Regions from separate parts of the Homo sapiens genome. Here region 1 is linked to region 2. Evidence: read pairs that join two places in POLR2A ChIA-PET (ENCODE). Cell type or tissue: endothelial cell of umbilical vein. All regions are shown on one strand. Each heading gives the region's core, and the rest is flanking DNA. Links, peaks and the distances in the headings are about the cores only. Region 1 overlaps SIK2 (salt inducible kinase 2). Region 2 overlaps PPP2R1B (protein phosphatase 2 scaffold subunit Abeta).

Region 1 (15,703 bases), core at 3,848-8,847, 120 kb after region 2:
AGTATACAACTCCTGAAGAGAGTATTAAATATTAGAGATTTAATCTTAAATCTTAGAGACAGGGCAGTGTCCAAGGTGGCTGGGGAAAAAAAGGAAGCATTCATTCCTAGTAGAGCAGTCTCCAGGATATCCAGCCCAGAAATACTTTCTACACACTCCTCTACTTTCACTGAAAATCCTGAGTCAAAACTCCCATGGCAAGTCTTAGTCCCCTTCCCAAGCAGACTGCCTAAACAGAAGCAGGAGAGAGTATAACAATGAATTTCAATGAGAAAGATGCATATACAATCAAAGGATGGGCAGACTCTTGAGGAATGTGAATCTCATTTAAGGCAGAAAACAACTTCAGCAAATGAGGTACACATCTAAAGAAAAAGGGTTAACAAATAAATGGAATAGGATTTTAAAATAAGCATGTTTGACTTATGCTTCTGGCCATGATGTTGTAACATGAATCGGATTTAACCTTCTTTTAAAACAACCAGAAAACTGGCAAAAATAAAATCAGGTGAGGCTTATGATCTCCTGGCTTTCTGCCTGAAGGCAAATTCTGGATTTCTGAGCAGGCACAGGCATCCCAAGCATGCCATGGCTGTTTTCCTGAGTAAAGGAGACAGAAATTAGAATTCCAGAAGTCTAAGGTTTCCAGAAGATGTGGAGCAAATTTCTGGAGAAGAGGGACTATGCAGAAAAAAAATAATAATAAAGGCTCAGAAATCTGCTATTAAGTCTTTGCTAGATACTAAGAAATATGTGCCTAGGATGAAGTTCTATAAGGTTTGGCAAAGAATGACAAGGTGTTGTGAGCTGAATGGTTCCCAGAGCTCATATAGGTCTGAGGACCATTTAAACTTCTTTCAGCCAAACTGGAGACTGTTTACTGATCATTCAAGGCATTCAGTAGAAACCTTAGAAGGACCACAACTAGCATAGGGCTACTGCAACCCCAACACTAACAAAACTTGAAAAGATCAAGCCAAACTATAAGTAACTTAACTGCTGCCCACTAAAGCTCAACACTGTTTCAGGAAGATAACAAAATCCAGAAACTTGGCAATGTAAAGCTCACAATGACTAGCATCCAAAACAAAACAAAACAAAAAAACAACAACAACAAAAAATTAAACATACCAAGAAGCAGGAAAATATTACCTATAAGCAGGAGAAGGACAACAGAAATAGACCTAGAATTTATAGATTATGGAATTATAAGATGATGTTAAAATAGTTATTACAACTATGTTCAAGTATTTAAAGAAAAACATAAGAAAAAAGGAACATCTAGAGATAAATATATATGTTTACTATCTTCCCAGAGATAAGAGACTATATCACATATATTTTACAGAATAGAACAGGAAACAGGAAAAAGAACAAACTAAAGAACTTGGAAACAAAAAAAATCTCACTGTTGAAATACCAGCTCAACTGACTTGAGAAACTTGAAGCCTCAGCAATGGAAAATGCCTTGAATCAATATAATTTACATAGTAGAATGCCCCAAAGACTCAGGAACTGATGGCACAAGAAACTGGAAGTTGGTGTAAAATGAAGCTAAAATAAGGATGATCAGGTGAAGATGGTTTAAAAAATAATTCAATCCCCAAATCTCCTCCCTTCATTTTATGGACTGGGTGAGTGCCCTGATTTCTACCCCAGTAGAAATCTAGAGGCTTATCCTCTCAAGGAGAGACTAAAATGAAGGGTCTCCAGACCTAAGAACCCTAGGTGCAGTTGAAAACAGAAAGCTTAAGTAAACATGCATACCGGATACTGACATGCGTTAGCATTCCTCATCCATAAGGCCAAAACTATGGCAACCAGGCTTTACCTTATGGGTAGAAGACAAAGAATCTTCTCTTGGTAATCCATCAACTCAAGTGTAAAGATACAAACATTGGAAATCCCCAATATAAGAACACAGTCAGATCACCCTAGCAGTGAAAAAATCCCTTCTACTGGCTCAGTTTCCAATTAGCTTCTTGGTTCCCTGCTCTTAAATAGGAATTGACAAACAAATATACGTAGTAATCACCTAAATAAACTCTAACACGTAATATATACACTAAAACAAACACACCAACAGGAAAAAACAAATCACAGAGAAGAAAGACTACACGAAGAAATGAAATACAAATGAAAGATAAAGAGTATACAAAGAAATGAAAATTTAACAAAATTATTGTTGTTCTGAGAGAGATTTAATAAAGATATTATAGGCTGGGTGCAGTGGCTCATGCCTGTAATCCCAGCACTTTGGGAGGCTGAGGTGAGTGGATTGCTTGAGACCAGGAGTTTGAGACCAGCCTGGTCAACATGGTGAAGCCCTGTCTTTACTGAAAGTACAAAAAAATCAGCCAGGCGTGGTGGTGGGCACCTGTAAACCCAGCTACTGGGGAGGCTGAGGCAGGAGAATCACTTGAACCTGGGAGGCAGAGGTTGCAATGAGCCAAGATTGTGCCACCGCACTCCAGCCTGGGTGACCGAGGGAGACTCCTTCTCAAAAAAAAAAAAAAAAAAAAAGATATTACAAAATGATCAGATAAGATAAGGGTGTTATTCCATGGCACACGTTTACCTATGTAACAAATCTGCACATCCTGCATATGTATCCAAGAATTTAAAGCCTTTAGGCAATAAATTTTAGACTAAAAAAATAAAAATAAAAAAAGTAAAATGCTTAAGAAGTTGAAAAAAGAGTGTTATTTTAAAAGAAATAACTAGGGAACAAAATAAACTCATAGATATTAAAATGTGGTAGCAAAACAAAGGTTAAAAGATAAAGTTTATGAAATCCCTCAGGAAGCAGAACAACAAGACAAAGACATGGTAAATAGGAGAACAAAAAAATAAAAAAGAAAAAAAAGAAAATTAGAAAGCCAGTTCAGAAAGCCTAATATCTGAATAAAAGGCATTTTGAAAGAGAATACAGAGAAAAGTAGGGAAATAAATCATCTACTAAATAATTCAAGGCAATTTCCCAGATAGCCTAGCACCACAAATTGAAATAGACCCACACCAAAGCACATCATTGGAAAATTACAGAACACTGAGGACAAAAAGAAGATCTTATAAGCTTACAGACAGAAAACAGTAACTCACAACAAAGGATCAGGAATTGAATCGCTTTAAGTTTTTCAAAAGCAACCCTGGAAATTCCAAGACAATGGAACAATATCCTCATTATTCTGAAAGAAAATTATTTCCAAGTTAAAATTCTATTCCCAGACAAACTACTCTGTATTATGGTAGAGAAACAGCATCTTAAGACGTGTAAGATCTCACAATATTTATGTATCCTTTCTTCAGGTTTTTGCTGAAGTATGTATAAGAGAGGCTTTCCCTGATCATCTTTGATAAAAGAACACATCTTTACCCTCCCCTGGCCTTCCTATCCATCTTACCTTCCTTATTTGTCTTTGAAACACTGACATCACATATTTTCTTTTAATCCCACAACTTAAAACACTCTCACTAAAGTATAAACTCAAAGAAGGCAGAGACTTTGTTAACTTATGATTTCTTAGCACCTAGTACCATGTGTGACACATAACAGGCCCTCAATAAATAATGTATTGCTCTGATAGAAATAAAAGAATACTTTTACAAAAGTGGGTAATGGAGCAGTAGCAATAATTAGACTATTCACATATGAGAGTAAAACAAAGGCATTTTCAGAAATACAAGAAAATAAATACAACAGAAATAAAAGGTCTTCAGCTATCTCACTTGGAGACCTCTTTCTGAAAGCAGAAAGACATTCACCAAAGCGAGAAGAAAAGATCCTCCCTATGTGGACTATGGTTTTTCCCATTTTATTTTAAGTAGGAAATCTACCTCTTTTATCACCGTAATTAGCAGATAAAATCTACCTCTGGTTATCCCCTTTCACAAACAAAGAATTAGCTTTTTCTGAATTAATTTAATCTTACTGAAATTCCTTAATACAATGATTCACTTAATAGAAATTCATCCTGAAAGAAACAGAAAACTAGGGAACAAATGAAACACAGACTGCCAAAATCCTCACATTAATAGAATTCAGTTGGGTATGGTTATGGCCAAGATCAGAATAGCTGATGCTTCTCTCTCTCCCTTCACTGTAGCCTAGCTACAACTGCAGCTGCCAGACATGGGAGCAGCTCACTGCTCACAGTACAGAATGTCAGCTTTGAACCATAACTAACGGCAGGCTGCCAATAATCAGCAGGAGATAGCTGAAATCTAAAATGGAGGTTACCAGGAAAAATGGACTGCATTTCAGAAACTTGTCTATTTTATTAAGGCTTCTTATGCTTGTATTTCCAAACATATGAAGTTTAAAAACAATTTATTTAATCATCTCTGACAGATCCATTCCATTCTTCAAATCCATGTTGAAAAACTTAACTTTATTTCCTTCGATTTACAGACAACTATTTAGGCGTAGAAAGTTGACTGTGAACTCCACTAGAGCAGTGGTCAAGTTACTCATTTCCCTCCCTCCCTCCCTCCGCCCTCTCTCCCTCCTTACTCATTTCCCTCCCTCCCTCCCTCCCTTCCTTCCTTCCTCCCCCCTCCCTCCCTCCTTCCTTCCTTTCTCCCTTTCTTCCCTCCCTTCCCTTCTCTTCTCTTTTCTCTTTCTCTTTCTTTCTTTTTTCCCCAGCACATAAATCACTTACTAAACTCATATACCCCTTTCATTTTTAGAACACACTGAGGTTCAGAAACATTATGTGGCTTAATCAAGGATGTTTATAGTAGAAGTCAATGGCGGAACTAGGACTACCACACACAGCTTACTCCTGACTTTTCTTTTAATGTCCGACCCAATTTAAACAAAGATGGGAGGGAGAACAATAACAATTTTCTGAATCATGAATCATGCTGGCTCTTTCATGTGGTTACTAGTCTCTCTACAAGTTAACTAGAAAGATTTATAAATAATCCAATTAGATCTGACCTCTTCAAAGATAACTATTATACATATCTAATAAAAATTCAAAAGGAAAGATCCTACATCTTACAGCCAAGGATAGTCTAATTTCATCTGCATGCATTCAACATTTGCATAACCCTTCTGAAGTACACACCAATTTAATATCTTTCTATGTTAACATCTACCATCCTCACACATGTGAAGCAAAGTTTGTCTGTAAATCTGCATAGCAGATCATGTTCAGTCAATAAAACCCATACAACATGTGCCCGGAATGTGATTGGAAAGGAAGACGGGGCAGATCATTATACCAATTCCACACTAACTTGATTTTATAATGAGGGCAATGGGAAGACACAGAAATATTTTAAGCAGAAAAATGACAAGAATCAGATCTGTATTACAGAAAGATCAATTTGATAGTAATATGGAGGATGGATTAGAAGAGGGACAAGTCTGGAGGCAAAAAGGACTTAGGTGTTGAAGTGATTCAAGTGAGAAATGATGGCAATCTGAATTAAAGCCATGATAGAAGATGTTGGAGAAGTAAGGACAGATTTAAGCAATACTGACCTGGGACGCTGGTTAATAATAAGTGGAAAAAAAAAAGAATTAAAACTTAGGTTCATACTGGCAAAATAAAGTGCGAAAAACCTTCAAAATTTATTTAAACTTGTAGTAGAAAACAAACGAACTACTTTCCTAGTACTACCTTCAGGCTGTGAAGATATTAACCAAAGACCACAAAAACTGTCCCTCAGGTTCTCTAAGTAACCAGTGTCCAAAGGTATTTTGGCTAAAACAAAGCCCTTTTTCAATTACCACAGCTGGCATCCTAGTATGTTACCACTGAAAGAGAAAGACAGGAAATGAATCAATAAACCCCAGGCATATGCTCAGCCTAGAAAGACACAGCATATCAAGGAGCAGAAATCTGTAAATAAAGACCCTGGGTAATTTAATTACCAGGCCAGAATCTGCTAACTGCCGGTTTAATTGTTTGAACAGCGCCCAAATTGTCTGACGAGGTGATCACCCTAAGATCTTTGTGCCATTTACTGCACATGACCACATGGATGAATATAAGAAATAGTTCTAAAGAATGTAGGAATAGTGAATAACTTTCATTAATCACACCTGTGATTCCAGAGGAAAAAATGTAGTTAAGGCCTTATTGTACTCATAAATAACCCAAGGACTCTTAAGCAAATTCATTTGCCATTCCATATTCCATGCTGCCAGACCAAGAAAATATTATCCTTCAGAGATGAGCACCAAATGCCATAAAAGTCCTGGAGAACAAGTTACCCAGGTTAAATGCATATGTTCTTATTTACCATTATATTCTGAAAAGGTTATGTGAAGGGAGGTGTGGGAGTTAGAAGAAAAAGTAATTGTATGGTGGTAACTACCAGTAAGCACTCAAAAACTGCTCAGTATACTGGAGGAAGCCAATTTTCTCCCTTGATTCAGTTAGTATTTCCTCGTTCATGTTTATCTCGTGAAGAGTAAACCAACAGAAAACTCCTTTCAAAAACTGAACAAAGAAGTACCTCAGACTACTTAACCTGGCAGTGTTCTCCTGTTGGCTTCACTCGGTAAATAAGGTCTACAAGGCCAAAACAGACTATTACACCATTCATTCAACAGGTATTTGTAAAACACTTTGTATTGTGCTAAAGTCCTCAACAGAAGCTTACAATCTATTAAGAGATAAAAGATACACATGCAGACTTTAAATAACAGTGAAAGGCAGTGTGTAGATAAATTCTAAAATGAGTTGTGCAGGAAAGAGAACTACAGTGTTCTCCTAATAAGAAATCAATGTGGATAGAATTAATTGAGAAAAACTTGACTGAAGAGCTGGAACTTCAGTTAGAACTTTTAAATAGGCAGTATTTCAATAGGCAGAGAGCAAAGGGCTTTAGGGCTCCAGATCAACATGAGCACAGAGTTTGAATCAGAGATTTACATGTTCTATTTTGAGAATATGGAGATTAGCTTAGCTATGGGTTTTGTGGGAGTTAATTAGATTTGGTCATTAGATCTGGTAAGCAGTTCATTGGCCAGTTTCCAAAAGTACAGAAGACAGGAGCCCAAACGCTTCCTACTTCCATTATAGATAAGGAGGGAATACAGGACCAAAGCCACATATTAAATTAAGAGGAACAGTTATATTCACTGTAGTTGACAAAACCATTAAATGCTTTCCCTGTTTCTATTCTTTACTGTTAATATATTAAATTAATGATATCCATCAAGATTCAATTCAATTAAATGACATGCTTAAGGAGATGAGGGGCGGGGCAGAAGAAACAGAAATGTGCAAAATCAGCAGACGGAAGCTTGTGAAGTTCAAAGAACTCTAAGGCGGCATATAATCAGTTAGTACATGAAGTCAGAATATGGCTTCAAGTCTTGGTTATGCCACCTACTTGCTTACTTGCTCTGTGACCCTGGGCAAATTGTGTAAGGTCTCTGTCCCTCAGTTTCTTCAACTGTAAAATCCATCTTATAAGGTTTCTGAGAGGATGAAATGACATAGTTTATGTACAGGACTGAACACAATGCCTGATATATGGTAAGAGTTCAAGAAATGATAATCTTTCTTGCTATTATTTTTAAGGGTAGGGTATATAGAGTGCAATGATCCTTGATGACCTTGTTAAGGATCCTGGACTTTACCCCAAAAGCAAGGGAAGTCCCTGAAAATTTTTAACAGGATCAAATTTTTATTTTAACAAGATGACTTACTTAGTACCTCTTATTAGAAATGCCAAAGGAAAATTTTATTCTAGAATTTACTACTAAGAAAAGTTTTGCTTTCTTCGAGGAAGAGGTACCGTTCCTTCTCTTAGATAAAATTCGGTAAATGCCTGCATCTTCTATTCACTTTGACAGCCACAAAGCTTGAAGCCAAATGTGAAGTTCTTAGGCCCTTATGTCCTGCATATTTCTGTTCCTTTTTCCTCCTGACAATTGTTTTCTACTTTTATATCTATTTTCTGATTCAACTCTTTCTTCTTATTTATATTCTAGAATTTTGGGGGTATTATTCTCCTTTGAAACTACTTCAACTCTTTGTGGAATGAGGTACAATATAATTAACTGAACAAAAATAAAGGATAACCATCAGAGCCTCATAATGCATGAATCACACACCGTAGATGCATTCCCAGCATGCCACCATAATTGCTCTTTTGGCGTAAGCCTAGTCAGATGGAGCAAGAAAACCAGATGGCACAGGAAGCCTCTCTATTCAAGAAGTAGAAGAGAAAAGTGCAAAGACCTAAGGCCTTCCTGGAATTAGCAGGGCACGGTTAAGGCAACTGTGCTAAGAGTAGAAGAGAAATTGAAAGTGGCAAGCTGCTGGGAGTTATGCACAGACTCAAGGCTAGAGTTTTAAATATTTTTAATATATAAATGTTGTTCCCTTAAAGTACTTGAACCTCTTCAGTCTCTCCACTCTTCTATTATTCCAGCTCATAAGGCCCTTTTGTTGCTTCACTTATCTCTCTCCTGAACTTGGATCTCACAATCAGCCTTTTCAACAATGACCTCTCTGACCACAGCAACTCTTACATGCATTTCATCTTCCACCATTCTAATCCTCAACCTGGGCCATTCATTCATATTGTCTACTTTTTCTCCTCTTGGATTGAAAAGCACTGCTGATGTGAGTCTACCATAAACTCCCTCACTGCTAATTATTGATCCTTCTATTCATCCCCTGACAATCATATGAGCACTGCTAGCTGTTCTAAACCTTTCTCTCACTACAGTGTCTAATGTACTGCCTTTCTCTGATGTCTCATCAGCTACACTACAGAATGAAATACCTCTATCTTGAATCAACAAACTCATCTTCCTTCTATTCTACCACAAAGAGCCTTTGTAGGCCAGATCCTTGGCACAATCTCTAATTATCATTGTAACTGCACCAATGCACACCTTTTCAGAGAAGGAGGAATTCCTCTCTTCTAAACTAATCATTCCCTCTGTGCCCTTAATCCCATTGTCTCTTGTCTACTCTGGGACCTTATTTCACCATCTCTTTCTTCCTGCCTACATTCTTTTCTTTTCTAGCTGTTTCAAACACCAAGACCACAACCAAAACCATTACATAATACTGAATCCTATGTAGACCCTATTACCCCTCAATTCTTTCCTTCCCTTCTTTCCACCTTGAGAACTTCAAAAGGTAGTTTTATAATATCTTTCTCCCTTTATCACCCATGCATCCTTAACCTCTTGAAATCTGGTTGTAGCTTCCAGTTTACTGAAAAGTACTTTCTTTGAAGTGACTGGTGATCTCTTAATGACCAAATACCCCCACTTCATTCCAAGCTCCTTTGGCTAATCAGGAAAGAAACTGTCCATATTTCCCAAGCCACTCTTCTACTCCATCAATTCCTTTCTTCCACCTGCTTCTAATAAAAGGCATAACCAACTCACTTCTTAGCCTTCTTAATTCTGAAATCTCATTATTACAGCTTCATTGATCACTTCTATTCAGGTAATCCTCAAATCTATACTTCTATTACTAAACTCTCCTTTTTTTTTTGAGAGAGACAAGGATTTACTGAAGTATGATTTATATACAATAAGATGCAAACTCTTAGATGGTTAACTATATGAGGTAATTGTATATTCTGTATAACCACCATTCAAAACAAAAATAAAACATTTCCATTTCCATCACCCAAGATAGTTCTCTCTTGTCCCTCTCCAGTCAGTTCTCCCCTCTCCCTGGAGGCAACTTTCCAGCTTTCATTACTATCCATTAGTGTTGACTGTTATAGAATTTCACGTAAATAGAACCATATATAATCTGTACTCTTTTGTGTCCAGCTTCTTTTACTTAGCACATGTCTGTAAGATGTATGCATGTTGTTGCATGCATAAATAGTTCATTTCCTTTTTGAATCATCTGCCTTTGTATTACTATACTACGATTTGTTCTGGATACATTTTCCCACTGATGGACATTTGGGTTGATCCGACTTTGCGTGACTGTGAAAAAAGGCTGCTATAAAAATTTGCATTCTTCTCAAAATCGTTTTATGGACACTTGTTTTCATTTTTCTTGGGCAAATACCTAGGAATTGAATTGTTGCGTGATGGGGTATATGCATGTTTAACTTCATAAGAAACTGCCAAACAGTTCTCCCAACTGGTTGTACCATTTTACATTCCTACCAGCAATGTATGAGAGTTCTAGTTGCTTCACAGCCTAAAATTTATTGTTGTCAGTTTTTTCAATTTTAATCAGTCTAACTGATGTGAAATGATATCTCCCTGTGGTTTTTAATTTGCATTTCTCTGATGACTAAAAACGTTGAGTAATTTTTCATGTGCTTTTTGGCCATTTGTATATCTTTTGTCTGGTTCCAGTCTTTTGTCCATTGTTAAATTGGGTTGTCTTTTTATGGTTGAATTTAATTATCTGTTGAATTTCATTTGCTCCCATATTTTCAACTATCAATTGTCCGTAGCAAACTAACTGTCCTGATATTATCTCCAAACCATACTTAAAATCTAATTTGTCATTTTTCACTCTGAAAACAGACTTAGGCACTACTGTCAACCACACCACAGTATTCTTCAATCATGTTTGCTTTAAATCCTAACTTGGTGTTTGCTTCTTGACACTCAACAGGAATTCTTGACAGGTGCTAAAGTATAATTACTAACAGTACAGGCTCTAGGATTGCCTGGTTCAAATCCAGAGTCTGTTGCTTATTTGCTGTGTGACTTTGAACAAATTACTGAATCTTTCAGTACCTACCTTGTAAGTTTTTTGTAAGGTTTTAAAAAATAAATCAAGTACTTTAGACAGTACCCAACAAAAAGATAGTGCTCAATAAATAACAGTAGTTGTTATTTTTAGAATTAGAAATGCCTCTTGCTTAAAACCTTTTCTCATGATTCTGACAACTAACATCTTAACCCAAACATTCAGCCTCTCACATCTAAACAATTAAAGTACTCCTAAATGGCTTCTTTTCTCCTCCTCTAATTCAGCTGACACACCACTGCTGGATTTATCTTCCTAAAAAACTCCCTTATAGGCATCATCACTTCCTGGCTCTCAGATGGCCATTCTAATAAAGATCCTAACCCCTTCTCCTACTCCTAATACTTAAGGTTTCCCACAACTGGTCTTTATACGACTCTCTAAAATATGCCTCTTACATATAGGGATAGGGGAAGAATCCAAGAGATTCAAAAGATTGTGTCTAAAATAGAAAAAAAAATCCAGAAATACCAGTACAAGCACATTATTTAGGGAAATGAAGGTAGGTTTAAATTAGTCAGCTAAAATAAATGAAAGTAGGCCAGTTGCAGTGGCTCACACCTGTAATCCAGTGCTTTGGGAGGCTGAGGCATGTGGATCACTTGAACCCAGGAGCTGGAGACCAGCCTGGGCATCATGGCAAGATCCCATCTCTACAAAAAAATTTAAAAATTAGCCTGGCATGGTGGCACACACTTGTAGTCCCAGCTACTTAGGAGGATTGCTTGAGCCCAGGAGGTCGAGGCTGCAGTGAACTGTGATTGCGCCACTGCACTCCAGAATGGGTGACAGAGTGAGATCCTGTCTCAAAAAAGAAAGAAAGAAAGAAAGAAAGAAAGAAAGAAAGATATGAAAGCGGTTGCCTCTAAAGAGGAGAAAATGGGGGAGGAGTGGCAGGAGCATGGGGACTGTATCATCCGTAACAAACTTTGCACAATTATTTGACTCCTTAAACTAATACTAGTAAATGTTTAACTTTTGCAAAAATAAAAACTTGGAAGATAGATAAGCCCAAGAGACACAAACAGAAAGAAAGGAAGGTTGGTTTATAATGAAGCAGACACTATACTCGGCAATTTGGTTGTCCATACCTACGGATAATATTAAATAAATAGACCTATGCGAGGAATAGTTGGACACATCCATTCACTTAGGGCAGCTACCCTATTTGCAAACTGAGGAGTTTGGATTTTATCCAATGAGCAATAGGAAGGTGAGTGAAAGTTACTGAACACAGTTGTAATATAATAAAAATAATACTTTAGGAAGATTAAACAGGAATTATATAAAATGTACTTGACTAGAGAAGAAAGAGAGAATGGTAAAACATGAAGGATTCGCTAATTAAGACATGAAGTGTTGAAAGCTTAGGGCAGGGTGATGACTGGGGAAACAGAAGGATTTAATTTCAAGTCATTTTGCAAGAACAGAGTATGATCTGCTGGCCAACTAAATACAAAACTAACAATGAAAAAAACATTGGGAACATAACACCCTCCCAGCACAGAGTAAGCAATAAAGGAATACTTGTAAAGTTAAATAAAGACTGACTCTGAAGTTATAAACCTGAAATCTTAATATACAGTTCAAAGTACAAAGTTAACTACTGTTTATCTATGGTTTTTTTTCCATCTAAGTCTCCAATTGGTTTAAAACATTTTGGGCTTAATTCACTTAAAATCTTATACAGTAGTCCCCGCTTATCTGCAGGGGCTGTGTTCTAAGACCTCCAGTGGATGCCTGAAACTGCAGACAGTACCAAACCTTATATGTACTATGTTTTCTCCTGGATAAACATACCTATGATAAAGCTAATTTGTAAATTAGGCACAGTAAGAGGTTAACAACAACAATACTAAAATAGAACAATTATAACAATATACTGTAATAAAAGGTATATGAATGTGGTCTCTCACAAAATATCTTAATATTTTCAGGCCATAGTTGACCTCAGGTAAGTGAAACCGCTGAAAGTCCCCTCTGATAGGGGGGACTAATGTACATATTTTTCACTACTTGATTAATGTTATTTGGATGGAATCTTCTCATTTCTATTTTAATATCTTCATGGGCTCCATGTCAGAAACGGGCTGGCTACCAGACCATTCCGTGCTTGTGCCTACCTGAATCTACAGTTTACTATGCTTTTTCTTCCCTATATATTTCATATATAGGCAACAATTTTTTGCCCATTTACATCTTAGTTTCTCCTAGGCTCCCTGTGCCTCCCGCCTTCTTAGTTGGATTCCTTATCCTTACCCTTCTTGGGCACCAATCTCTTTTTCTTCTACCTTCAACTCTTGGCATAATGCCCAACTCTTTTAACTGACCACATGGAAAAATTAAAACAGGGTTGCTGTGTAACATTAAAACAGCTCTGAAGCATGGAGCAGTATAAGGAATCTTCCTTATAAAGAGTAATTAAGAGCAAGGCATGTTTAAGGGCCCATGGTAATAAAGTACATGATAACAGAGTACAGTACACTGAGCATTAATCCTACTGAAAACTGTTTGCAGGCCATTACCTTGTTTTCAAAATTACTTTTTTTTTTTTGTAGTTAATGGTCATTACTAGAAAACTCAGAAAATAAATAAAAGCAACATGATTACGTTTGTGATTCAGAAAGACAATTCTGAAGAAAATGAAAAATAGATCAGTTAGGAGATAATGACACAACATACAGAGAAGGAAGAGTGAGGACCCTAACCTGAGGCATTAACAGTGGTTATAGAGATGGGGACCTCCTAGAGAAATACTTAGGAAGTAGAATAGGCAGGATTCAAAACCTCATTCAGGTAGGAAGGAAAAGGAATCAATACTGACATCAAGGTTTCCAGTTTAAGCCAAGTAAGGGAAAAGAGAGAAATAGTTTTGTAAAAAAAAAAAAAAGATCATGAGTTCTGCTGGGCTTCAAGCTGTATGACAAAGTCAAGGCAAATAAAAACAAATTGAACTAAATGATCTCCACATCTCCTTTAAATTCAGCTTCTTCCCTTCCAAACTAGTGAAGACTATCCAAAGATTTCATGATCTTTTTAAATTAATTCTATTACTCATTATCTTCAATGGTCAAGAAATTAACTGTACCCAAGAGTGGAAAATAAGATAATAGCATTCACTGTCCAACTTTTCTGTGGACATCAGATTCTTCTTTCCAGAACTCCAATTGACCATTTACCCTAGAGATTTTACTTTAAATATAAACCTTATACATTTAAAAATCCCCAAATTATGTCTCAATGTGTATAAAACAATGTAATCCAAATTTGTTTCAAAGATCTTAGCAAGAAAGAACAATTTAGACTATCCTATTTTCATAGAAATGATGCCTAACATGTAACAGCTATTTCTACTTTACTTGTAAAACTACAGTCCAAAGCTTTAAAAATGTTCCAATGGGCAAAGGCTTAAAAATCCTTCTCTTGACTCATTGCCTCTACCTACTACCTCATTTCTTTTTTCCCTTTTTGCAGCAGAACTCCTTGAAAGGGTTGTCTATTTTGCTCTCTCCATTTTTCTTCTCTCATTTGCTCTGTAAGCCCCTTCAATCTAGCTTTTGGCCCAGTCACTCCACCAAAACTGCTCTTACCAAACTGCAGTATACAATGGTCAACTGTCATTCCTCATCATTTTTGATCTATCGGCATCATTTGTCACAGATGTTCACTTGATCCTTCTGAGAATACTTTGGTCACTTGGTTTCTAGGATACCACATTCTCTTGGTTTTCTTCCTCCTCTGTCTCTTCTGCTAGTTTCTCCTCTTTTCTAAATCTTTTAATGTTTAAATGCCTCAGGGATCAGATCTTGGCCTCTTCCATAATTATACCTATTACTTAGGTAGTCTCCACCTGTCGAGAAGTCCTACTGATTGTACTTCAAAATATATTCTGAGTTTGACCACTTAGGACTACCTGTACTGCTACTCCCCGGTCTGGGCTGTCAACACCCCTCACTGGAACTACTCCAACAGCTTCCTACCTGGTTTCCCTGTCTCCACCCTTTCCCATTCTCAACACAGCAGCCAGAGTGATGCTTTTAAAATGATACATTAGATGCAGTCACTTCTGTGCTGAAATCCAGCCGAAAATGGTTCCCTAATTTTATTCATGTAAGAGTCAAAATCCTTCTAATGGCCTACACAATGCCCCCAAATCTGCCCTACTCCTGCCTCTCATTTACCCTCTGACCTCCTCTTCTACTGTTCTTCCTCCTTGCTCTTCTCTCTTGCTTGCTCCTCTTGAGCCATACTGGCCTCCCTGTTACCCCTTGGACACACCAAGCACACTGCTGCCTCAGGGATTTGCATTTATTCTTCCCTCTCCCTGGGTAATCTCTGTTCTACCATATCGACATGACTGTGCTTTAAAGTCTGTGCTCAAATGCCAGCGAGGCCTTCTCTGACCACTCTATTTAATGTTGCAATCAACTCCCATGCCTCCCAACCAACCAGCCTCTGACCACTCTATTTAATTTTGCAATCAACTCCCATGCCTCCCAACCAACCAGCCTTGCTTTATTATTTACATAGCACTCATCACTATCTAATCTACTACATAATTCAGCTATTTTGTTTCTCTCTCCCAAACTAGAATGTAAAAGAGTAGAGATTTTTGTCTATTTTCTTCATTGCAGTTTTCTTACCACATAACAGTGTGTGACAAGTAATTGGTTTTCAATAAGGATTTCTTGAAAGACTGAATAAATGAATGAATAAGTGAATGTAAGAAATAGGAAAGAAAGGCAAGAAAAATAAAATGAATAAAGAGGAAAAAGGGAAGAAAAGGAAAGAAACCTGCCCAAAGTAATGTTAACAATTAATATGGTATAGCCGGCATTGTAAATCAGATTTGCTTAGCTTCAAAGCCCATAACAGCCTATTATAGCATCAGTCAAGATGCTGCTAGCTAAAACAAATATTTTAAGAATTAAAATAAGCTTATTAAGTAGTAGCATATAAAAGAAAAAATTAAGCAAAAGAGGGAAACA
Region 2 (15,703 bases), core at 5,524-10,523:
CTTAGAAAATCCAAATTCTGTACCTTAGCTTACAAGGCTTTTTATGACCCGCCTCTGTAGGATTATCATATGCCCAGTGGTACTGCATGAGAAGAGGTGACAGTAGGCAGGGAACAGACTGCAAAAGGCCTTGATAACCTCTTCCATTCACATTGGTCATCTTTCTGTTTTTTGAACTAACCAAGCTCATTATTCCCTTAGGACCTTTGCCCTAGGTCTTCCCTCTAATGAAAAGCTCTTTCAAGCTTTCTGTGGCTGGCTCCTTGTCATTCAGGGATCAACTTCAATGCATCTCCTCAGGGAGGTTTTCCCCAACCACTCAACTTAAAATAGCCTCACAGTCATCCCTTACTACATCATCCTACTCCTTTTTTCTATAGAGTACTCATCACCATCTACTTATTTTCTTGATTGATTGTTGTCTTACTCCATTAGAATGTAAATGCCACTAGAGTGAGGAACCTTGTCTGCCTTGTTTCTTCTGTGTCCTCAATGCTAGAATATACCAATAATAATGTATTGAAAAAATGAGTTTCAGAGGCTTGGAAGCATGAAACAGGCTGGGTTCAAAACTGCCGGAGTGTGGCTGGGTGTGGTGGCTCACACCTGTAATCCTTGCCTTGGGAGGCCAAAGCAGCAGGAGGATTGCTTGAGGCCAGGAGTTCAAGATCAGCCTGGGCAACATAGTGAGACCCCAACACTTAAAAAAAAATAGCTGGGCATGATGTCATGTGTCTGAGTCCTAGCTATTCGGGACGCTGAGGCAGAAGGACGAGGAGTCTGAGGCCGCACTGAGCCATGATTGTGCCACTGCACTTCAGCCTGGGCAACAGAGCAAGACCCTGTCTCTTAAAAAAAAAAAAAAAAAAGAACTGCTGGAGTGTGAAGTGTTGAGGCTGGGTAGGCAGAGTGGTCATCAAGGGCCAGGCAGAGTTCAAATCAAGAGACCACTCATAAGCAATTCTCAGGAGCATGGCCTCATCCTGTAGTAATGATAGCTATTATCCAGTGGTACTGCACGAGAGGGGGTTACAGTAGGCAGGGGACAGATCATGAAATGCATTGGCAAGTGAGAAACAGTATCTTTTCAATGAGTTTCTGAAATACCTTCTAGGAAAGCTGAATACTGTCTACCTGTGTGTATCAAACAATTTTTAAAATATATTATTAGACACACTTCTTTTCTTTAACTCATTATGCTTCTGTTTCACTCTTGGTTAGTTCTATATGTGGGTTTTATGCTTTAAAATCTGTAGCTCATGGCATGTGTAGAATCTACCTGGACTACATGCAAACTCAGTAAGGCAGAGGTTCAGAGAGCCAGCCTGTTTACACTTTTTACTAGGCCATGCCATATTCAGTTACTGCTCTTAATCCAGACCATCCACCCCATTTGGCTTCTTTTATTTCTAAAGCTGTAAGCAAGGTGTCCTACCATCTCTGTACTTTACCTTTTTTTTTTGAGACAAGAGCCTCACTCTGTCACCCAGGCTCAAGTACAGTGGCACAATCTCGGCTCACTGCAACCTCTGCCTCCCGGGTTCAAGTGATTCTCATGCCTCAGCCTCCTGAGTAAGCTGGGTTTACAGGCGTGTGCCACCATGTCTGGCTAATTTTTGTATTTTTTGTAGAGACAGGGTTCCACCATGTTGGCCAGGCTGGTCTCGAGCTCCTGACCTCAAGTGATCTGCCCACCTCGGCCTCCCGACGGCTGGGATTACAGGTGTGAGCCACCGTGCCTGGCCAGTCTCTGTAGTTTTCACTTGATTGTTCTGTCAGAAACTCCTTTCTGCCCTATGGCTAATGGAAAGTTGCTGAATGTGTTCTGAAAAAAGCAATTTTGCATTCAGCATTTTATAGGTTGGATAAAAGGATGGGATGGAGATGGTGGATAAGGGTTGCTTGCACCTCTGGGAATGGTGGAAAGATACTGAAAAGGCTGTGGACTCAGTGACCTGACAAGCTGTTATCCTGTATTTGTGGTGCCTAACATTGGTCATAGTTTTGTACTTACTCTTGAGGAAATATACATGATCCTGTCTGAATTTGGCTATGTATCTTTTAAACCTAGTGATTCAACTCACAGTAATATTAATATTGTGTCAAGTCTTTTACACTGTGTCATTTGTAGACACCATCTGGGAATTGCCATCTGGGACACGAGATCTTGGCTTTTCTACAGAAGTCGTGTCTTTGGGTTGGCCGCACCATATGTTATCACTGTGTGAGCTGAAAGTAACCATTTGGTATGATGCAGCTAACATTCTGGTTACGTGTACCACCTCCCTTCAGTCACTTTAAAAGGTGATTATCTGTTTCTAACCTGATTCAATAAGTTTTCTTCTCTGGTTTTCCTTTTTAATCCATTCAGCCTCCTTTGGAAAATCTGGCAACTGTGGAAGAGACTGTTGTTCGTGACAAGGCTGTGGAGTCCCTGAGACAGATCTCCCAGGAGCATACTCCTGTTGCTCTGGAAGCTTATTTTGTACCTCTGGTGAAACGCTTAGCAAGTGGGGATTGGTTCACCTCTCGCACATCTGCATGTGGTTTGTTCAGCGTTTGCTATCCCAGGGCATCAAATGCTGTTAAAGCAGAAATCAGACAGTAAGCCATGGTATTTTTTTGCCTTGTTAAAGCAGAAATCAGGTAGTAAGCTATGAGTTATTTGGGATTACTGGGGACTTGTAGCTGACAATTTACATAGTACCTTGTTACCAATGAGTGGCTGATACTAGGATAGTAGGATTTATGACATCTTTCTTTTTTTTTTTTAAGAGATAAGGTCTTGCTCTGTTGTCTAGGCTGGAGTGCGGTGGCACAATCATAGCTCACTGCAACCTTGAACTCTTGTGCTTAAGTGATCCTCCAGCCTCAGCCTCCAAGTAGCTAGGACTACCGACATACACTACTGCGCCTGGCTAATTTTTAAAAAAAATTTCTGGCTGGATGCAGTGGCTCATGCTTGTAATCCCAGCACTTTGAGAGGCTGAGGTGGGAGGATTGCTTGAACTCAGGAGTTCAAGACCAGCTTGAGCAACATAGTGAGACCTTGTCTCTACTAAAAAGAAAAAAATTAGCTGGGCATGGTGGGACCCGCCTGTATTTCTAGCTACTCAGAAGGCTGAGGTGGGAGTTCACTTGAGCCCCCGACAAACAACAACAAAAATATTTTTGGCATATAGATAGGGTCTTGCTATGTTGCCCAGTCTGCTTTCAATTCCTGGCCTCAAGCAGTCCTCCTACCTGGGCCTCCCAAAGTGCTTTGATTACAGGTGTGAGGCACCATGCCTGGCCTATGATGTCATTTTTTATTATCCAGTTGAATATGTTTTATTTTTGTTACTTCTATAAGTAGAAGCTTAGTCACTGATTATTGTAAGATAAAACCTCTAAAAGTCTGTCTGTGTGTATGGGGGGCAGGTTTATTCAGTGTTATTTGATGGGAAATACCTTCATTGTTTTATGTTGCAGGCAATTCCGTTCCTTGTGCTCAGATGACACACCAATGGTACGACGTGCTGCTGCTTCCAAATTGGGTGAATTTGCAAAAGTTTTGGAATTAGACAGTGTGAAAAGTGAAATTGTTCCACTGTTCACTAGTCTAGCTTCAGATGAACAGGTAAACTAACTCTTAGTATTTAAGGGACACAGATATGCTCCTTTCCTCTAAATTTTCAGAATTTCTTTGGGGAGTTTTAGTTTTCTTGTTAGGATTCTTTTTACAGAATTAGTGCTGATTCTGGCCTGGTTAAAGTGTAACATGCTTATCTCAATGTTCTTATGTTTCTTTCTTAACCAGACCATGATTTCTCTCTTACATTAGCAGCTGTTAAAAGAGTGGGGAGTCAGAGAGGAAATGGGAGCCATAATTAGAAAGGAAGACCAAAGCTGCATGGAGGGTAACATACCTTTGGGAATTGCTGGCTGTATTGTAATATGAGGGAGTAATGTTTCCTGGAATTTTTGACTTTTCAGATAAATAAGCTTAGAATGTGTTAGGAAAGCTATTTGACTCTCTGCTTCTTCTATAGTAGTGTATGGGATTACTTCACATAATCGTATTCAATTCTGAAGATCTAGATCTCTTTGGTGTAGAAATAACAATAAAACTAGCAAACATCCAAATGAAGTACTTAATTTTTCTCTGCCTTTAAGTAGTTATGTGTATTAAGTAATTCAGTCCTTACAACAGCCCCATGAGATAGCCCATTTTACACATTAGAAAACAAAGGCACAGAAAGTTTAAGTAACTTGCTGAAGTTTGCATAGTTAGCAGTAGTGGAGTCAGAATTTGAATCTAGGTGGTTTGGCTCCAGAATTTGTGCCCTTCACAGCTAGGCTGTCCCGCTTCTCTGTAATGGTGCTTAATAGGATCAGCTCCCAGAGTTCCTGGACTCTAGAATAGTCCTTTTGGGCTTTTAATTTGCATGTTGCCTGCCCTAAGATCGCTTCATGTGTACAGGACCACAAGCCCCAGGACACATATTAATGAGTCTCATTTTCAGATCCTAAATCTAAAGATCTAAATCCTACTTTGAAAATAATTTTAAAAATTATTAGAATTTTTATTCTAATAATAAATGTACAAAATGAATGTATAACTTAATGAACTATTAGAAGGTAATACCAACTTGTTAACGATCACCTATGATAGGAGACATCACTTTGACAGCCACTATCCCAGAATCCCTCCATGGATTCCCTTTCAAACACAATCTCTCTTTCCTCCTCCACTTGCCACTCCATTTCCTTAAGAGTAACATTATCCTGACTTTTATGGTAAGCGCAGCCTTTGTTTTCTTTGCACTTTTTCTTTTCTTTTCTTTTCTTTTTTTAAAAGGAGTCTCACTCTGTCACCAGGCTGGAGTGCAGTGGTGCAATCTCGGCTTTCTGCAACCTCTGCCTCCCGGGTTCAAGCAATTCTCCTGCCTCAGCCTCCCAAGAAGCTAGGACTACAGGCGCATGCCACCACGCCAAGCTAACTTTTGTATTTTTAGTAGAGACGGGGTTTCACCATGTTGACCAGGATGGTCTCCATCTCTTGACCTTGTGATCCGCCCACCTTGGCCTCCCAAAGTGCTGGGATTACAGGCGTGAGCCACCGTGCCCGGCCTTCTTTGCACTTTTATTACCTAAATGTTATAGTTTAAAACAGTGCTTTACAACAGAAATATAATGTAAGCTACCTGTTGATTTTAAGTTTTCTACTGGCCATGTTTTTATAAGAAAAAAGAAATAGGTGAAATTAACAATATTTGTATTCGACCAAAATTTTCCAAAATCTTATTATTTGAGTGTAAATAACGTGTACCAGCCACATTTCAAGTCTCAGCATGAGATGATGTTGTTAATAGGGTGGTAGTGAAGATGGAAAGGATTTGGATGTCAGTTTGGAAGTGGGATCAATAGGTTAGTATTATTGGATTGGATCAGTGGGAGAGGAATCAAGATCTCCTAGATTTTTTGCTTGAGCAACTGGGTGGATGATGGTGTCATCGTTAAGATAGAGAAAATTCTGGGAAGAGGAACAGGTGTAGGAGAGAAAACGAAGTTCTGGAAGAGAAGTAATTTTTTTTTTTTTTTTTTTGAGATGGAGTTTCACTCCTGTCGCCCAGGCTGGAGTACAATGGCATGATCCCAGCTCACTGCAACCCCTGCCTCCCGGGTTCAAGTGATTCTCCTGCCTCAGCTTCCTGAGTAGCTGGAATTACAGGCGCCTGCCACCATGACTGGCTAATTTTTTGTATTTTCAGTACAGATGGGGTTTCACTGTGTTGGGTAGGCTGGTCTCGAACTCCTGACCTTGTGATCTGTCCGCCTTGGCCTCCCAAAGTGCTGGGATTACAGGTGTGAGCCACTGCACCAGACCAGAGAAGTAATTTTTTAACAAATATGTATTAGCTTATATTTCAGTAGTTGATTAGCAGTCCCATGATTTAGCATCATTTTCGAAATTCAAAAATATCTGTGTAGTCACTACCAAGAACTTAGTCCTGTCTTTTTTAGCCTGTGCACCTGCATACAGAGGAATGTGTGTGTCTTTGGCATATAGTCAGTTATTGTTGATACACAGTTTCTAAGATTTGTAATATTTTGGAAGTTGGAGTCACTGTTATGTCTCTCAAGTATGTGTATACGTATATACATAACTGTTATTGTACACACTTAAAATTTTTTACCTATTTCTCCTGGGTGCTAATGTTTACATGTATTAAGATTCTACCTTATATATGTATAATACACAAATCTACAGTCTCAATTTCTAATTTCTCATTGATGTTTCTTTTTTTTCGGTGTTTTTTTTTTTTTGAGTTGGAGTTTTGCTCTGTCACCCAGGCTGGAGTGCAGTGGCGCGATCTCGGCTCACTGCAGCCTCTGCCTCCTGGGTTCAAGCAATTCTGCTGCCTCAGCCACCTGAGTAGCTGGGATTACAGGCACGTGCCACCATGCCTGGCTAATTTTTGTATTGTTAGTAGAGATGGGGTTTCACCATGTTGGCCAGGCTGGTGTTGAACTCTTGACCTCAGGTGATCCGCCTGCCTCGGCCTCCCAAAGTGCTGGGATTACAGGCATGAGCCACTGTGCCTGGCCCCTCACTGATTTGTCTTGTATATTTTCCACTTGTTCAAAGGACGTAGGTGTCACGTTGACATTGGCTGTTTACATTTGGAAAGTTGAGTTCATTAATCCCATACTTTTCTAATTTCTGTGTTTTTCTAGCCACAGCTTCCTCAAAGTTATTCTGTCCTTGATCTTCGACATTTAAATCCAACTGATTTTTGTTTTTGATTTCTAACTTTTAATTGTTCTGTGTATTTCTTTCCAAGTCATTATCTTATGCTGCCTACACTCCTGTTACTGCGACCCTGATCTGAGTTTTTTGAAAACTAAGCTTTCTAAGTGATTTCCTTTACTCTTACTCTTACCTTTGTCCTAATCTGTTATAAATAACTTGTACAAATATTGTTTTCATTTTTATCCCTCAACTTTCTGTTATAGTAAGGCTTTGAAGGCATCATTAAAATGTTTTTTTTTTCTTTTTTACTTAATTTTAAAATTTTCATTTCCTTTATAGAAACTCTGCATTCTAGCCAAGGTAATTACTTTGCTGTTTACTCATAGTACAAAGTCATTTCTATCTTTATGACTTTGACATGCCATTCCAGGCAAAGGGAGCAGCTCTTTCTTTTTTTTTTTTTCCTTTTTGTTTTTTGAGACAGAGTGTCACTCTGTCGCCCAGACTGGAGTGCAGTGGTGCAGTCTCGGCTCACTGCAAGCTCCGCCTGCTGGGTTCACGCCATTCGCCTGCCTCAGCCTCCCGAGTAGCTGGGACTACAGGCACCCGCCACCACGCCTGGCTAATTTTTTTTGTATTTTTAGTAGAGATGGGGTTTCACCGTGTTAGCTAGGATGGTTTCCCTCTCCTGACCTCGTGATCCGCCTGCCTCAGCCTCCCAGAGTGCTGGTATTACAGACGTGAGCCACTGGGCCCGGCCGGGAGCAGCTCTTTCAAGATATAAATACACGGCCAGGCGCAGTGGCTCGCGCTTGTAATCCCAGCACCCAGCACTTTGGGAGGCCGAGGCAGGTGGATCATTTGAGGTCAGGAGTTTGAAACCAGGCTGGCCAACGTGGTGAAACTCTGTCTCTACTAAAAATACAAAAATTAGCTGGGCGTGGTGGCTCCTGCCTGTAATCCCAGCTACTCGGGAGGCTGAGGCAGGAGAATCACTTGAGCCTGGGAGGCGGATGTTGGAATGAGCGGAGATTGTGCCACTGCACTCCAATCTGGGTGACAGAGTGAGACCCTGCCTCAAAAAAAAAAAAAAAAAGAAAAAGATGTCAAGACGTGAAACTATATAAGGTGTGGCAGTCTTGGTGGTGTTAATTTTTTTAAACACCTGCACCACCCCACAGCAGTTCCCCATGGGTCTCAGTAAATGTCTGAATTACAGAAATTTTGTTCCTTTAGGATTCAGTGCGCCTCCTTGCTGTGGAAGCTTGTGTCAGTATTGCCCAGTTATTGTCTCAGGATGACCTTGAGACTTTGGTGATGCCTACACTTCGACAAGCAGCAGAAGATAAATCTTGGCGCGTTCGCTATATGGTGGCTGACAGATTTTCAGAGGTAAAGTGATCATTTTTAAGTACTAAGGAAATAAACCTGAAAACACATAGATTTGCTGTTGTACCCAAAGTTTCTGAATTAATTCTTTTCAATGGGAAGTGCTGTGGCAAAAATATGTATTTACAGATTGCACAATTTTGTTTTGTTCTTGTTAATTCTTTTGTTAGTATACATTAAAACCCGTTCAAATTCTTTTATAGCTCCAGAAAGCCATGGGTCCTAAAATCACCCTAAATGACCTCATCCCCGCCTTTCAGAACCTACTTAAAGACTGTGAAGCTGAAGTCCGGGCAGCTGCTGCCCACAAAGTAAAAGGTTAAGGAGTTCAATTTATGTTGGAACATGTGTCATTCATTTTGGTGCATTTTTTTGTTAGTCAATTTTGCATGTTTTTTGTTCTAGAATATGTTTTTAAAATACATAGGGATGTTTTTAGTGTGTGGAAATGTTACATTGTCACTTAAAGATAGTCTCTTTATATTTAAAACCAAGAAATCATTTTGTCTTGTTTTTGTAAAAAAAAAAATGCCTTTCAGGTTGGATTGGTGTGATATGCAATGGCATAGAGAGTTCACGAAAAAGTTTATTTAGAACAAGAGCTGTTTTCCTTATTTGCTTAAACATATAATTTAATTGAAATTATTGATAAACCTGGTTAAATGTCCTCATTTGGCTCTTTGTAAATGGCCCTGTGAAAGCATTCTTTTTTTCTATTTATCTTTTAGAACTTGGTGAGAACTTGCCCATTGAAGATAGAGAGACCATAATTATGAATCAAATTCTGCCTTATATAAAGGTAAACCTGACTTTATTTTGTTTCACTCTCTTTTATATGAAGGTAAACCTTAATCTCATTATTTTTGTTTGTTTGTTTACCTTAAAGCTCTTTGAGTTTAAAGGTTGACAGGGAATGAATGGGGAAGATGTGTTAATGTGCAACATTGTTATTCATCACTTATTAGCCCATTGTAATTGTAAACTGCTCTTTGGTGCATAGGTTTATGTTACCTAACAAGTAGTCTGAGGAAACATTATCAACTAATCAGTATTGAAATAGTGCTGTCTTTAAATTCCTTGGGGTCAGGCATGGTGGTACATGCCTGTAATCCAAGCACTTTGGGACGCTGAGGTGGGAGGATTTCTTGAGCCCAGGAGTTTGAGACCAGCCTGGGCAACATAGTGAGACCCCATTGCTACAAAAAATACAAAAATTAGTTGAGCCTGGTGGCATGCACCTGTAGTACCAGCTACTTGGGAGTCTGAGGTGGGAGGATTGCTTGAGCCCAGGAGGTTGAGATGGCAGTGAGCTATGATCATGCCACTGTACTCCAGCCTAGGTGACAGGGTGAGACACTGTCTCAAAAAAAAAAAAATTAGGCCAGGCGTGGTGGCTCACACCTGTAATCCCAGCGCTTTGAGAGGCCAAGGTAAGAGGATTGCATGAACCCAGGAGTTCAAGACCAGCCCTGGCAATGTAGTAAGAACCTGTCTCTGCAAAAAATGAAAAAAATTAGCCAGGCCTGGTGGTGCATGTCTGTAGACCCAGCTACTCTGGAGGCTGAAGTGCTTGAGCCTGGGAGGGTGAGGCTGCAGTGAGCCAAGGTCATGCCACTGCACTCCAGCCTGGGCAACAGAGCAAGACTCTGTTTCCCAGAATAATGGTATGGAAGTTTCTGTTGTCTTGTAATAAAGGCTTTTAATTTCGATTTTATTTTAGGAATTAGTATCCGATACCAATCAACATGTCAAATCGGCTCTAGCTTCTGTAATTATGGGATTGTCTACTATTTTGGGCAAAGAAAATACCATTGAACATCTTCTACCTCTTTTCTTAGCTCAGTTAAAGGATGAGGTGGGTCTTGCTTTATGTTCTGTTGCCTTTGATAGTAATTTGATTTTATTTGATTTTGGTTTAGGGTTTCATTAAAATAGAACCCCCAAAAAGAAAATGGATAAAAAAATCATAACTTATTTTAAACCAATGACACCTGTGATTTTGGGTATGGGGTTATAGGTTCCTCAGAAAGTGGGCAAAAGTACCCATTAGAGTAAACCTAGAAATATCTGTTTATCATCTTTACCTGATTTTTGCTTTATACTCCCTGGTTTCTTTAAAGCTAATGTGTCTTTGTTTAAAAAGTTTCATTTATTTAAGTTTAAATATAGTATCAAAAATTATAATGATACCTAATATTTACTGAGTAATTACTACATGGCAAGCATGAGCCTTAGTGCTTTGCATGTATTTTTACATGCAATTCTCACAACAATCCTGTGAGGTAGGTCTTATTATTATCCCTTTTTGTTTGTTTGTTTGTTTGTTTTGTTTTTTGAGACGGAGTCTTGCTCTGTCGCCCAGGCTGGAGTGCAGTGGCGCAATCTCTGCTCACTGCAAGCTCCGCCTCCTGAGTTGATGCCATTCTCTTGCCTCAGCCTCCTGAGTAGCTGGGACTACAGGCGCCTGCCACAGCACCCAGCTAATTTTTTGTATTTTTAGTAGAGACGGGGTTTCACTGTGGTCTCGATCTCCTGACCTCGTGATCTGCCCGTCTCGGCCTCCCAAAGTGCTGGGATTACAGGTGTGAGCCACCGCACCCGGCCAATTATCCCATTTTACAGATGAGAAAGCTGAGGCATAGAGGGTTAAAGTAACTTGAGCAAGGTCTTTCAACAATGACAGATCTGAAATTTGAGTGCATCTGATTTAGTTCCAGAGATTATGCTCTTTACCATCTTACGGACTTTTCTTGTAGTCTTTAGTATTACGGACTTTTAATTGAAATTTCTGATTAAGATCATTTATGTTCCTTGAGTTATTTATGTATTCACTATTATTTCTTCAAGATTATCCATTTTTTTTTCACCTGAGTCTTACCTCACCTTTTATCTTACCCTGACAGGAGACTGTTGGGCAGAGTACTTGATTTTTAAATGTGGTCTTTTGGGGCTTGTGTACTTGCAGTGTCCTGACGTTCGTTTGAATATCATCTCCAATTTGGATTGTGTAAATGAAGTGATTGGAATCCGTCAGCTCTCTCAGTCTCTCCTTCCTGCCATAGTGGAGCTGGCAGAAGATGCCAAATGGAGGGTCCGCCTGGCCATCATTGAGTATATGCCGCTGCTGGCAGGCCAGCTGGTGAGTATGTGTTGCTCCATGAACTGCAGGGTAGTGTCAGATAGTGACAATTTACCATGGCAAGTAGGAGGCCTAGTAGCCTGTATGCTTATGTTTGTTTAGATGCATGAAAGTATGGCCTTGTTCTTGTTACCTATAGGATGGTTTTTATGTTTGTTAGTGCATACGTTTCTTTTCTTTTAAGATGGAGTTTCACTGTTGTTGCCCAGGCTGGAGTGCAATGATGCAATCTTGGCTCACTGCAACCTCCACCTCCTGGGTTTAAGCGATTCTCCTGTCTCAGCCTCCCAAGTAGCTGGGATTACAGGAATATGCCACCACACCCAGCTAATTTTGTATTTTTAATAGAGATGGGGTTTTACCATGTTGGTCAGGCTGGTCTTGAATTCCTGACCTCAGGTGATTCACCCGCCTCAGCCTCCCAAAGTGCTGGGATTCCAGGCGTGAGCCACTGCATCTGGCCTATTAGTGCATACATTTCTAACAAAAAGGTATAGGTTGAGTATCCCTCATCTAAATACGCTTGGGACCAGCATGTTTGGGACCAGAAGTGGATTTTGGAATATTTGCATTATAAATATTTACTGGTTGAGCAGCCCAAATTCAAAAATGCAAAGTCCAGAATGCTCCAATGAGCATTTCCTTTGAGCATCATATCAGTGCTCAAAAAGTTTTGGATTTTGGAGCATTTCACATTTTGGATTTTTGGATTTGGGATGCTTAATCTGTATTACAGAAACATATTTCACCTCATCACCACCGAAAAACAAAGCCATAGAATAATCAGTTTCTTGGTATATATAATGTAAATTTTATAATATTTAATGCCTTTGTGACTTAAGAAATGTTTAACTGAGAAGAAAAGGGATTATGGTTTTAGGGTAAGTCTGCTGTGATTTTTGCTCAAGGAAACTTCCCTGTTTGCCTTGTATTCTAAGCAAAATGTCCCTAGGTACCACTTGCCCTACATTCTGATTAAAGGGAGTTGAGGAATCACCATATAGAAAAGAAGTATTGAAAGGCCGGGCACAGTGGCTGACACCTGTAAACCCAGCACTTTGGGAGCCAGAGGCAGGCGAATCACTTGAGGCTAGGAGTTCCAGACCAGCCTGGCCAACATGGTGAAACCCCATCTCTACTAAAAATACAAAAATTAGCTGGGCACGGAGGTGCACACCTGTAATACCAGCTACTCGGGAGGCTGAGGCAGGAGAATCGCTTGAACCCAGGAGGCGAAGGCTGCAGTGAGCCAAGATTGCACTACTGCACTGCAGCCTGGGCAACAGAGTAAAACTTTGTGTCAAAAAAAAAAAAACAAAACAAAAACAAAAACTGAAGCTTGTAATGTTAGTATTTTGGTCAAAGTCCACATTATCACATTATCTGTTACTGTTTGAGTTTCGTGATCAGTGTTACCCTAACTAATACCATGTTAGTTAAAATTTCAAAGCTGGGTTTTATAGCCACATCCTTTCCTTTTTTTGAGTAGGTGGCCTAGACAGTTCTAAGTTTGATGTACCTTCATCTCTGTTGGTAGCACTTATTACAGAGTATTGTAATTGTCTGTTACAGTCTAGTTGGAGAGATGGGTGATCTCTTTTAGGGCAGGGACTGTATTTTATTTCCAGTCCCTACCATAGTGCCCGTCATTAATTAGGCACTTAACATTTTTTATTTTGGGGGCAGGGTCTTGCTGTTGCCCAGGCTGGTCTTGAACTCATGGCCTCAAATGATCCTCCTGCCTCGGCCTCCTGAGTAGCTGATAATAGGCATGAGCCACTGTGTATAGCCAACATTTGTTGATTGTTGAGTATTTTTTGAGAAAGATGTGTCAGTTTACTATTGACATCGCTACAGTTTGTTTCCCCTTCCTCACTCCCACTTCCATTCCTTTCAGGTCACAACATATGGAATTTATTTTTTCTTGTCTTGAACCCCTGAATTTGTATTTTTAATTTTAGTACATTTAGTTTATGAACATGCAATTTGTGGATGTCTGTGGCATTATATGTTTTATAAAATTGAAAGTGTCCGATTCTTTGAAAAGTATACCAGAGGTATTAGTGCATGGCAAATGGGATCAGGTGAAGTTATTTTGTCATCCTTTTTGTCTGTCACTCCCAAGTGCTATGGGTCATCTTCTCTTCACTGGTGATTGTCATGGATCTACTTTTCAGAGTGGAGAGGAGCAGTGATTAACTGATTTGCTGAAGACCAAAACTATCTGGAAGGGAGGGTGCATTTTAGTACCATTTCTTTTAACCTCTGCTCCTTCTAGACCTGGAAAGTTTCCCAGGGTTGCTAGCTCTATAGAGAGCAGTGTGAAAGCAAGGCAGATGGTGTCTTTGGCTGACTTACACCTGTCTGGCAGGGGTGACATGCCTCAGTCATGAACATTTTGCTTTACAATTTTAACTTCTTGTTAGTATATATATTCTCCTTAATTTCTCTTCATATCTAAATATTTTTATATCAGATAGTCATTTTATAAAATTCTCTCAAGACTTTATGTATGACCTGGCTTGTGGACGATGTTAAGTAAGTGTAAAGTTAAACTACAAAAACCGGAAAATAGGCCAGGCGTAGTGGCTCACGCTTGTAATCCCAGCACTTTGGGAGGCCTAGGTGGGTGGATCACCTGAGGTCAGGAGTTTGAGCCCAGCCTGACCAACATGGTGAAACCCCATCTCTACTATACAAAAAATTTAGCCGGGTGTGGTGGTGGGTGCCTGTTACTTGGGAGGCTTCTTGGGAGGCTGAGGCAGGAGAATTGCTTGAACCCAGGAGGCGGAGGTTGTAGTGAGCTGACATTGCACCACTGTACTCCAGCCTGGGCGACAGAGAGAGATTCCGTCTCGACAACAACAACAACAACAACAACAAACTGGAAAATAAAAGTTAATTAAAACTGAAGGAAAATTCTCAACCTGAAATGAAAAAGAAATCTTGGCTGACGTAATCTAAGTGTATGCCAAAATTTGTTCATTATGATCTTTTAGTACAAAGCAATTTTGGGCCAGGTGCGGTGGCTCATGCCTGTAATCCCAGCACTTTGGGAGGCTGAGGCGGACGGATCATCTGAGTCAGGAGTTAAGAGACCAGCCTGGCCAACATGGTGAAACCCTGTCTCTACTAAAAATACAAAATTAGCTGGGCATGTGCTGCATATCTGTAATCCCAGCTACTTGAGAGGCTGAGGCAGGAGAATCACTTGAACCCGGGAGGTGGAGGTTGCAGTGAGCTGAGATTGTGCCACTGTACTCCAGCCTGGGCAATAGAGTGAGACTCCATCTCAAAAAAAAAAAGCTATTTTGTCTTATTCAATCACTATTTTCAAAGCACTGACACATTATATTACCTCTCTTTTTTTAAAATATAGAATCACCAGTCAGGAACTTCTTAGAGTTCAAAGAAGCAAGACTGTAAATGTGTAGACCCCAGAAGGGAGGCACTAGGAAAGTGTGTCACAGCATTCTCCATGTGGTGTGGAAGCCCCGGGGTTAGAGGACTGTGTAAATCTGCTCCCGGAGCCCATCCCCAGCCTGCACTGAAGTGGCCACCTGTTGACAGTCGGGAGGAACAGGGCTGGGAGAGCAAGCCATGCCTGGGCCATATGCCCTGTAGTCCTGGGCCTGCTTTATTCTCCCTCCAGGGCTTTCTCCTGTTGTCTCGAAAATACTCTCTTTAACTGGGGATATCTCTATGTCTTGAGGTCAGTTGCTTTATCCTTAAGGATTTGTCATAATAGTAACCAAAAAGGGAAGACGATTGAGAATTAGTAATATTACTGACAGGTGTTTTCCTGGGTAATTCATTTTTACAGGTAATCCAGATTTGCTTGGCAGACCATACACAGTGCATTCTTCCTGCTCTTTTGCAGTGTTGTGGCTGACTTCTGGCCACCCTGTTCTCTTTTACCTAGCAGGGCCTATGCCAGCTCACGTATGCTTTTTTTTTGTTTATGATTTCCGTCCAATAAATAGATTTATGGTTTGTTTGTAATTCCTGTGGTGTTTCTATCTCTTATTTGTTTATTTGGAAACAAGTTTTTTTAGCCTTCAGGTAACCTTGGTGTAATGTAAATAGACCATCTTTATTTCTGAATTTTGGCAATGTATGTTAATGGAATCTTCTGTATCTGTAGGGTGTGGAATTCTTTGATGAAAAGCTGAATTCTTTATGTATGGCTTGGCTCGTGGACCATGGTGAGTAGATAAAAACAGATTATTGAAAGCCCATATATCCATGATTTTCATACATTTCCTTTTAGAAAGGAATCTCAGTCTGACCAGATATTTTGCCTTAATATTGTAGGAATGAAGAAAGGCTCTAATTAAAGTTTAATCTTCTGAATATAAATTTGACGTTTCTACCAATTTTTTGTATCTTCGATTTTATTTTCTCCATTAAACAATTTATTTGCATTATTTTCTTACTCA

Evidence for each region. Peaks named below come from ENCODE experiments on the same cell type or tissue, not always from the same donor. Only the 100,000 strongest peaks of a DNase experiment are listed, where the experiment ranks them.
Region 1: POLR2A ChIA-PET joins it to region 2 with 5 read pairs; 5 of 35 experiments call an interaction of 5 or more read pairs at or near these places.

What each region holds. Positions count from the first base shown.
Region 1 is chr11:111,624,277-111,639,979 of GRCh38, reverse strand. The region is part of intron 3 of SIK2 (salt inducible kinase 2); the gene reads right to left. Among named protein-coding and RNA genes, the nearest start is that of SIK2, 30 kb to the right of the region's middle. In endothelial cell of umbilical vein, for the core only: no CTCF peak of the experiment used is centred there; a DNase peak (open chromatin) is centred at 5,809; H3K27ac peaks cover 1,359 bases.
Region 2 is chr11:111,747,720-111,763,422 of GRCh38, reverse strand. It overlaps PPP2R1B (protein phosphatase 2 scaffold subunit Abeta), which reads left to right. Exons shown (of 15, transcript NM_002716.5): 4 at 2,372-2,604; 5 at 3,472-3,619; 6 at 7,973-8,128; 7 at 8,329-8,443; 8 at 8,854-8,924; 9 at 9,846-9,980; 10 at 11,091-11,264; 11 at 15,409-15,469. Among named protein-coding and RNA genes, the nearest start is that of PPP2R1B, 11 kb to the left of the region's middle. In endothelial cell of umbilical vein, for the core only: no CTCF peak of the experiment used is centred there; no DNase peak of the experiment used is centred there.